Regions from separate parts of the Homo sapiens genome. Here region 2 is linked to region 1. Evidence: read pairs that join two places in POLR2A ChIA-PET (ENCODE). Cell type or tissue: Panc1. All regions are shown on one strand. Links, peaks and the distances in the headings refer to the core of each region. The heading gives the core; the rest is flanking DNA. Region 1 has its middle 460 kb from the start of CDH2. Region 2 overlaps LINC02879 (long intergenic non-protein coding RNA 2879).

Region 1 (5,395 bases), core at 71-5,070:
ATAAAATCGTGGCTTAAGACCAGTGTACAACCAAGTCATGAATCCATTTAAGTAAACAATCAGGCATTTTTAAATACTCTAACCTATGGGCAATTCACCATCTATGGGAGTTTTCTTTTGAAATACATAAATGTAGTAAAACCATTCGAACATAAAATTTAGCCAAAGAAAAGATACATGTAAAAAGAGAAAAAAATGTAGATATTATATTTATGAAACAGAATACAAATGTAAAATTTGACAATTAAAATAAAATCCAACTTTAAAAAATTGAAATTATTGGAGTGAAGGTGGGAGAATTTGTAAGAGGTGTATTAAATATTTTACAAAACCTATCTAAAATTAAAATATGTGCTCCAAAAAATAGAGCACAGTGATTCCGATCTTTTGGTCTTTCTTTCATAGTTTTTCCATAAATTTAGAGGGAACTATAGTAAATATTTATCAAAATATTTACTATTTATTCAGATGCTTTGTTATTTTTATAATCAAGTCAAAATAAGTTGAACAATCTTATTGGATTGGCATTCATAGTACAATCCTGTTTTATAACATTTTATCTCCCTATCAAACAATATTTTTATCTGTACACCCTTCTCTGCATTTGTGCAGCAGAGAAAGACATCTGAATGTTGTTATCTTAGTGTTAACATGGTTATTTTGAAGGTGCTGTTTATTTTCTTCTTTATAGTCTAGTTAGTTGTTTGAGTTCTCTAAAATGAGGCTGAATCATATAACTGTTTCTTTAAAAAAAGATGAAGAAAATTGTAAAATATCTAGTAACCAAAAAATTCTGTCAAAGGAAAAGAGGAAACACAAATACCCATTAACGTCAATGAGGAGATCCCAGTCCAAGTTTTCCATTACACTGATTGGCAGAAGTTTTCCAGAAGATCTGGAATCCATGACTATCTAACGAAGCTTTCCCACCCCAGGTGTTTATTTTCAGTTTTACCACCATGTCCTTCCTCTACATGACAGCAAACTTTGTAAGTCTGACAGAACATCATGTCTCTCTCTGTGCACTTTGAATCCCATTTTCTCAAGATGGTTTAACCTCATTTTCCCCTTAATCAGTTTCTAGGTTTTTCTTATAAGGCTAAATCTGACTAGAATGTGCCAGATGCTTTAAATGTGTCCATGACAATTTATTTATTTATTCAGACAAGCTCATTTTGCCCTTTACACTTCACTGTATATTTGTCCTATTCTTTCCTGGCGTAAATTAAAGATAAAATCTTAAGATCCTCACTGATTGAACAGATTTCCTCTTGGCCAAGGGGATCCCAGGAAAATCTTAAAAACTGAATTTCTAGACACAACAAGATGGAAGATCAGACATGCCTCATTATATCCCCCTCCCTTTTGCTGTTTAGACACAACAACTGTATTAATGTTAAAATGGAGATCATAAGACTGACAGAATGGACTGTTTGTGACAATAAAGTACTAAATTATAACCAGGACCTAAGCCATTCCAAGCAATGATTTAAGTCATGCCCAACTATGCTTAAAAAATATGCTATGTTCTAACTGCCACAATGTTCCTTTTTCTCTAGGAGCTAAACAAGCACAGGCCTTTAGATTACCAATTGAAGCAATTGCAGGTCACCAACCATCAGACACTGACTAATTGAGTCTCCCACCCCTATCTCCTTGACAACCACCTCACTCCTCACTCCTGTTCCACCAACCATAGCTACAGCTTTGATTAGACAAGAGACTGGTTTCTGTAACTTTCTCCTGATAAGACCACCAGTGATGGGCTAGTTCTGGCCAGTTTACAGAGGCTGTGCAATGAGTGCCTTGGTATCCTGAAAAGACCTTTTGACTTACAGAACCTAAATATAATGAATTTAAATGTTAAGTTTCCACCCCAAGGTGAACATAAGTCATATGTTACATACATATTTGTTCACTACGCATGTGTCAGGACCACCTTCATGAATATTCATAACTCCTCCTTAACTCATTGAATATATATGTTTAGCCAACCTTTTCAGCAGAAAGCTCCTACCTAAATCCCTTCACTTTCCAAGTGCCTGGTAATGGTTTCAGCCTGAAGCACACTTCCCAGCCTGTCAGAATGGCCACCTTGCAGGCTGTAATACTTAATGAGAAAAATGTCTCCTTTTCCAAATTTATAAAGACCTTGTGATTTTTAAGTTAACACTGGATTGCTGTCTCCCAGCCCACACCCTACTCTTGTCATATTGGCCACACTTCACTGCTGATTGTGCCCTAAAAATCCCCGTGCTCTGATGAGCAGGTTGATCTGCTTCTCAGCATGTACCACAGACTTGGTTCTGGCATGTATCCTGTTTCTATGCACTGGAGAAGCTGAACAGCTCCACGTCCCTCCTCACTATGCCCCCTCTGGTGTAAGGCAATGTGGCGATTTTTGAGAGGTCTGTGTGGCAGTTACACATCAAATAAAATGTTATTCAAAAGACTGTCTGTAGAATTAATAATCAAAGACAAAAGCAGTAGCTAAGAAAAAAAAGTAAAGCAGGCACCCAGATGTAAAGACGGTGAACCATCAGAGTGAAAACTCATAAATAGAAGATAAGTGGATAAGTCTCTCTCCTAATGAGGGAGATGGGAAAAAAATAGAATGACAAATGATTTCTAAAGTGGTTAAGATCCAGGTGGTTAAGAATCTAAATTGGGGGATTGTTTTAAGCAGGCCAATGCTAAAAGGAGTTAAATCTGTACTTGTAGGAGTGCAGATTATTTCATGCATTTAGGGCTGTGTGAACCAGCTTTAGGTACACTCCGGGTATTGCTGAAGTTTCTGGGATCCTTATCTAGAACCAGCTCTGATATCTGGTGTAAATGCTAAAATGCACAAGATATCTGTTATAGATATACATGTTGCAATAATCTAATGCTTAACCTTCACTCTCCATCCCGATAGATAGGATCTCAGAGCCCTGTGCCATCCAAGATGGGGCAGCTAAAGGTTAAATTCCAACTCCTGTATTTGGCTTATTCTTTTAGGACACGTAATGTACCCATTTAGAAAATTCTAGAGAAGAACAATACTCTTCTCAACCCTGTTCTCTAGCTGGACCCAACTACAAGTATGGCTGCTATAAGGACCAGAATATGTACCTTTCACAGACTTTGGTTCTGTTCCCAGTTGGTTTTTGACACTGAAAGTGGCACATCAGAGCTCCTTCTCTAAAAAGGGGCTTTAGTCAATGTCTATGGCATGCAGTTTCAAGAAAGTTATCTCTTGTGTGTGCTGCTTAGGCTCTGTCCTGCTGTCCCAGAATGTTTGCTTTTTGCCTGGGAGACGAGTGAGAGCTGTATTAGCTTGGCAATCCTGCCATTATTTAGCTTAGTGGTTAAGAGTATAAGCTCCAAAATCAAGCTCAGAAATTAGATGGACTCTACTACTCACTGCCTGTGTGAACATGGGTAAATTTCTTAAATTCTCTGTGCCTGTTTTCTTGTCTGTAAAATGGAGCTAATTATACTACCAATTTTTATATATGAAAGTACGTTAAATTAGAAAGTTGCACAGAGACAAATGGAGTTGCAATCAAAAAGATTCAGCAGGAGGATCACAGAAAATCCACAAGTACCCTATGAAAGAGTCAGCTTTAAATATCAGTCAGTCTCAAAGATCATGAAGACAATACTGGGGAAGTAAGAATTGTCATAAACTCCTTACCTCTCCTCCTTACCCTCTACCCAATCCAACCAAGGAGGGATCCAAAAACATACTAAGGAGAAATGGAGATAAAGGAGAATCAGAGGAAAATCCAATTATATTTCTCTCCCCTTAGTTAAGAGAGGAGGGGCCTTAACTTGCATTGAGTAATGAAGTGTTTATTAATATATCAAAATGCCATTCTAATAGAGACTAGTATCTTGAAGCAAAAAATAACTATATGATGTTATTACCTAAAATCCATCAGAAAAATTGTGTGACTTCCTAAGTTTGCATTCAGTGACTGGAGTGACACCACCTCCATAGAAGATGTAAATGGACTGTGAGGTTGAAAATACAGGTGGGTTCTGGTTTCTCCCCATGGGTCATGCTTATTCTATACATGGAAGATTGTTGTGAAGATTAAATTAATTGACACATATGAGTTGTTTAGGATAGCACCGGGCACCTGTGGGAGCTCAGAAAGCTGACCAATAAAGTCATCATCATCATCATCATCATCAATAGCAGCTAAAATTTATCATAACAGATCATGTCTATTTTATGCATTACAAAGCTTAGTTTAAAAAGTCCCTTACAACTTTGCTCCTCATCAAAGTCCCTCTGGGCAAAGTCAACCAAACAAACAAAAAACATTAGTATAAATTTTCCTACTTTCCATTAAATTCAAAGATGTCTTTCTCTCTTTTCCTTTTAGTTCATATTCATGATTGAATCTTGGTTCTGCCACCTCTGAGTTAAGAGAGATTTTAATTGGGTCATTTTACCTCTCAGAACCTCAGATTTCTTTTCTGTAAAATGAATCTGTTAACACCTACCTTTACAGGGGATGTGGGAATATTTGAGCTACTGTATTTTAAGTGTATGCTGCCTACTAAAATACTGGTGTTCTAATGCGCTAAAAGGACCCAGGGAGACATGGCCCTTCTGAACCTATCTCCCATGCTCCTTCTGCCCTAGCCACAGAGAAAGTTGAATCATGTCAATCTTCTGCTCAACACTTTCTGATGTTTTTTTGTTTTACTCTAAGTAAAGGCCACAGTTTTTATAGTGATCTATGAGATCCCATAGGATATGCCTTTGGATCACATGATCTCCCATTATAATTACTCCATATATGGAAGTTCAATTCCCTTGTCCCCTCTCTTCATGGCACTAGCCAAGTAAACTTCAACCCTAGGGAAACCAGCTTTCAATTTATTCCTTGACAGTACCTGAACAGTTAAACATGACTGAAGAAAAACACTCTGATGCTGACTGGAGCACAAACCTCAAATGGCTATTCCCAGCATTCTTTATAGAGGTCCTCTAGTCAATTTTCTTTCCCTTTCTCTAAATATCTCTTCCACATTTCTCATCTCTCCTCAAACCATCAACATCTGACTCCTCATCACTCTCAGACGGCAAAAATGAAGCTCCTTACACTTCTCACCATCAAATCTAACAGCCTGTATGTATGTATTGATGAACATTGACAGGTTTTTTCATTATAACAGATGAATCGCTCATGTTCTAAAACCCACCATTCTATGGGCTTCCATCCACTCTCACTTTCTCAAGGACTTTGCCCCAGTAATTATCCTCAATTTCCTCTGCATCACCTACATCAGTGCAAATGCATACTGCAATTTCTCTGATATTAAACAAAAAGTCTCTGATACCATATCTCTATGTAGCTCTGAAATAGATCTGCATTGCTCCACAGAAAAAAAAAAT
Region 2 (5,395 bases), core at 201-5,200, 530 kb before region 1:
GCTACTTGGGAGGCTGAGGCAGGAGAATGGCGTGAACCCGGGAGGCGGAGCTTGCAGTGAGCCGAGATCCCGCCACTGCACTCCAGCCTGGGCAACAGAGCGAGACTCTGTCTCAAAAAAAAAAAAAAAAAAAAAAAAAAAAAAAAAAAAACATGGTATAGAAGGAACATACCTCAAAATAATAAAAACCATATATGACAGAGCTACAGCTAGTATCATGCTGAATGGGGAAAAACTGAAAGTCTTTCGCCTAAGATCTGGAACAAAACAAGGATGGCCACTGTCACCACTTATTCAACATAGTACTGGAACTCCTATCTAGAGCAGTCAGACAAGAGAAAAATATAAAGGGCATCCACAATGAAAAGGAAGAAGTCAAATTGTCCTTGTTTGCAGATGATATAACCTTACATTTGGAAAAACCTAAAGACTCCATAGGAAAATGATTAGAAGTGATACATTCAGTAAAGTTTCAGGATACAAAATCAACATACAAAAATCAGTAGTATTTCTATATGCCAACAGTGAACAACGTAAGAAAAGAAATAAAAGTAATCCCACTTACAATAGCCATGCATAAAATTAAATACCAAGGAATTAACTTAACCAAAGAAGTGAAAGACCTCTATAATGAAAACAATAAAACACTGTTGAAAGAAATTCAAGAGGACATTAAAAAATGGGAAAATATTTCATGTTCATGGATTGGAAGAATCAATATTGTTAAATATTCACACTACCTAAAGAAATCTACATATTCAATACAATCCTTATCAAAATAGCAATGACTTTCTTCACAGAAATAGAAAAATATATCCTAAAACTTACACACAACCACAAAAGAATAGCAACAAGAATAGCCAAAACTATCCTAAGAAAAAAGACCAAAACTGGAGGAATCACAATATCCAGCTTCAAATTATACTACAGAGCTATAGTAACCAAAATAACATGATACTGGCCTAAAAACATACAGACATATAGACCAATGGAACAGAATAGAGAACCCAGAAACAAATGCACACACCTCCAGTGAACTCGTTGTTGATGAAGGTACCAAGAACCTACACTGGGGAAAAGATAGTCTCTTCAATAAATGGTGTTGGGAAAATTGAATATCCAAACGCATAAGAATGAATCTAGACCCTTATCCAACACCATATATAAAAATAAAATCAAAATGAATTAAAGATTTAAATCTAAGACCTCAAACTATAAAACTACTATAAGGAAACACTGGGGAAAATTTCCAGGACATTGGTCTGTACAAAGACTTCTTGAGCCATACCCTGCAAGTACAGGCAACTAAAGCAAAAACGGACAAATGGGATCACATCAGGTTAAAAAGCTTCCGCACAACAAAGGATACAATCAACAAAGTGAAGAAACAGCCCACATAATGGGAGAAATATTGGCAAACTACCCACCTTATAGGAATCAATAACCAGAATATATAAGGAGCTCAAACAACTCTATTCTAAATAGTCTAATTTTGACCAGATTGGTCAAAATATGGGCAAAATATTTGAATAGACATTTCTCAAAAGAAGACATACAAATGAAAAACAAGTACATGAAAAGGTTCTCAACATCATTGATCTTCAGAGAAATGCAAACCAGAGCTATAATGAGATATCACCTCATCCCAGTTAAAATGGCTTATATTCAAAAGTCAGGCAATAACAAATGCTGGCAAGGATGTGAAGAAACGGGAACACTAGTACACTGTTGGCAGGAATGTAAATTAGTACCACCACTATGGAGAACAGTTTGGAGGTTCCTCAAAAAACGACAATTGGACCTACCATATGATCCAGCAATCCAATAGCTGGGTCTATACCCAAAAGACAGGAAGTCAATATATTAAAGATATATCTACACTCCTATGTTTGTTGCAGCACTGTTTACAATAGCTACGATTTGGAAGCAACCTAAGTCTCCATCAACAGATGAATGGATAAAGAAAATGTGGTACATATATACAATAGAGTAGTACTGTTCAGCCATAAAAAAAGAGTGAGTCCCAGTCGTTTGCAACACCATGGATGGAACTGAGATATCATTACATTAAGTGAAAAAAACCAGGCACAGAAAGACAAACATCACATGTTCTCACTTATTTGTGTGATCTAAAAATAAAAACCACTGAACCTGTGAACACAGAGAGTAGAGGGATGGTTACCAGAGGCTGGGAAGGGTTATGGGGGTATAGAGGGGAGGTGTGGATGGTTAATGAGTACAAAAAAAATAGAAAGAATAAATAACACCCATTATTTGATAGCACAATAGAGTGACCATAATCAATAATAACTTAATTGTATATTTTAAAATAATAAAAAGAGTTTAATTGGATTGTTTGTAACTCAAAGGATAAATGCTTGATGAGAAAGAGACCCCATTCCTTATCATGTGCTTATTTCAAATACATGCCTGAATCAAAACATCTTGTGTACTCCATAAATATATATACCTACTATGTACTCACGCAAATTTTATACATTTTAAATATCTTTTAAAAATTATTTTTCTCAGCCAATTGATGAAAGTACAACTGTCAAAAATCCCCTATTGGTGCAACAACAAAATGCAAATAAAGACCAATTCACTAATGTTGGACTGTTAATAAAAATTTTTCCTTTTGTTCATTTCAGTTTCTCATAATCTAATGAGTTCATATTAGTTTTCCAGTATCTCACTGTTTGTGGAACATCCAAATTGTAGCTCAGAGCCCTGGAATTCAAACTATTCAATAATGCCAGTGGTGATTCACTCAAGAATGCAGTTCATTCACAGAGAATGCTTAGCGGAGTATACAGTAATCCATAGCAATCTTCCCTTCCAGTTCTTTTCTGCCACTTCTAGGTAATACGGATATGAGTAAATAATACTTTCCTGGAGGAGACCATTTGCTCTATTAGATTTCGGGTTCTTACATTCTTAACACTCCATCATTTCTTACTAGGTCTATTAGCCTTCTGAGAAAAAATAGAAAATTCAGCTGTGTCAAGTCAACCAATTGCCACCTAGATGGTGGCTTGACAGGAAGTCTAGCATGAGCCTTGTTCACTGCTGTTTTCCTTAGGTAGGTGCCCACTGCTGGGTCCATGGGTGCTAGCTGAATTAATACAAAGTTCTCTCTTGATAGGAAAAGAAAGTGATTTGATAAATACAGTGTTCAGTAGTATCAAATGTTGAATAAGTTCACTTATCTTATTGCCTGGGTGATTATTTAGTTGTTTAAGGGATTGCACCCAATAGAAAAAGTTTTACTCTCAGATAGAAACAGAGTCTTATGTAAAATGGTTTAATGATACCTCATAAAGTTATGAATAGTAAATGCAGTAATATCTGCCAAGTGGCTAAGGTATGATGCTTAGTACAATTAGATGTGGTCAGCAAATGTTTATGTTCAGTGTTAATATTGAGTGTAGGTGAGGTTGTTTATAATGCCACTAAAGGTAAAAATTAATATATCCTGTACAGTTTGCACTAGCAACTCAATAAAGTGGCCTCAAAAGAAAAGTAGAAGAGAAATAGTATACCTTGCTAATTCTAGATGATAGTATAATACAGATGTTAGATGTTGCTGTCTTTATCTTAGAAAGTTGATTAGCAAAAAGCAAAATGGTAGCTGAAGTTTGTGTTCAAATCCAGAATTATAATGCAGCAGCACAGACACCAGAAACCCTGAACTATGACCCTCACATGGACCTGCTTCTCCTATACCTCACCATACCTTCTATATTCCAATTTTTTCATCTGAAATTTTCAATTCTGAGTATTATAGTTTTGACAGTAGTTCTTTGTATCAGCTGGATCATCTGCTGTTATCTTTGAGAAGATGCTGATGAATTAAAAGTGGTTGCTTTTAATTGAGAGCGTATATTTGCACTTTAATAGTGTTCTGCTGTTGGCTTGAGTCACTCAAGAGTGACTCAGGATTCAGGATCTCATACTCCCACTCTGGCTTCTCTGACTCATTTTTTCCAAAGGAAGACTCATTTATCCAGTGAGTAAAAAACTGTGTTCCCTAGTTTCTTTTTTTTCTGGGATCCTTAACTATATATTTACCACTCTATTATGAAGTCATCTTCTAGTGTATGTTTTGCACTGCAGCCATCACCCCTGGATTCTGGATGCAGAAGGAACATTGTGGACAAGGGATGGGGAGGAAGTAGAAATATGGTTCCAGTCTGGGGCTGAGTTTCATCTTCCAATCCAGGTTTTATTGGTTTTTAAAACTTAATTTTTGAATATTCATTTGACTCCTGTGCTTGTTTCTCAATTGCTTCAGAGGAAAAGGGTAAGATGATTACCTAAATTATTCATGTAAATTTCTTAAACCTCACAGTAAACAATCTGTGTCTTTGAATTCATGAGAGACCATTCTATGACTCTCCAGGCACATGATAATTTGGGAAAGAAAAAACAAAACAAACTTGAATGTGGAAATATGATCACTTATGACAGAAGAGCTGATGATTATTCAGAAATATAGTTATCCACATCTTTGGTAAGAAAGGCATATCAGAAGTTGGACATCCATTATTCTTCCAGTAACAGCTGACTCCCAGAGTGACAAGCAGACATAGATGGTAGATTCCTTTGTCAGTCACCAGTAATTCCAACTTTGAAAACAAGGCCGCTACATGTTACTTTTTCATTTTTCCATCACTTACACTGTTTCTGACAGAAGGCTGAGGTAAAGGTGCCAATGTGGGAGTTGAATATTTAGCATTGAGGTTTCTTGCCTTTATCCTTTTACACTGCTAATTTTTATTTACTTTTTTTTTTTGCAAATATGTCTGCTTCCTCATAAAGATCAAGTCTCTGAAAATAATTATACAGTTATTAATTGAAATGAAGAGTCAAATTCTATTTTTAAAACAGAAGTCTCATACATTCTTAAAATTGGAAAGCAGTCTCAAGAGTAGGGAAAACACTTTTCTTTTTGTAGCAGACAGCATTTTATTTGATTCACAATGAATAGGGTTTCTCCTGCCTGACAGCTACACGTGCTGGGCTTAACAGCAGTACATAGGTGTACTTGGAGAGAGAGAAAAGTATATTTTGGAATATTACAGGATGTTAGCGTTTATTATTATGATTTTAATATTCCCTGAAGTTTGCAAAATAGTTTACTACTTAAGTCAACCTTTAAGGGATTTTGATTCCTGAACAATTCTACATGTTCACTAATGTTTCTCCCCCTTGTCTTATTTTTACTTCATGGCAAAATGATGGGATTTAACTTTATTTGGTGGGTGAATGGGTTAAAATTTTTGGTAATGCTCTCTTCTGGTACAAAAGATGAAATCGTTCTGTCATTCCTTTACTTGAAAAAAAATTTTTTATATAAATGTATTTGGAAGTTTTTCATTTATTGAAGACAGTA

What was found. Peaks named below come from ENCODE experiments on the same cell type or tissue, not always from the same donor. Only the 100,000 strongest peaks of a DNase experiment are listed, where the experiment ranks them.
Region 2: POLR2A ChIA-PET joins it to region 1 with 12 read pairs; 2 of 35 experiments call an interaction of 5 or more read pairs at or near these places.

The regions. Positions count from the first base shown.
Region 1 is chr18:28,632,000-28,637,394 of GRCh38, reverse strand. No RefSeq gene overlaps it. Among named protein-coding and RNA genes, the nearest start is that of CDH2, 460 kb to the right of the region's middle. In Panc1, for the core only: no CTCF peak of the experiment used is centred there; no DNase peak of the experiment used is centred there.
Region 2 is chr18:29,162,843-29,168,237 of GRCh38, reverse strand. All of the region lies in intron 1 of LINC02879 (long intergenic non-protein coding RNA 2879), which reads right to left. Among named protein-coding and RNA genes, the nearest start is that of LINC02879, 8.7 kb to the right of the region's middle. RefSeq lists an enhancer at 3,224-4,423. In Panc1, for the core only: no CTCF peak of the experiment used is centred there; DNase peaks (open chromatin) are centred at 2,767 and 3,977.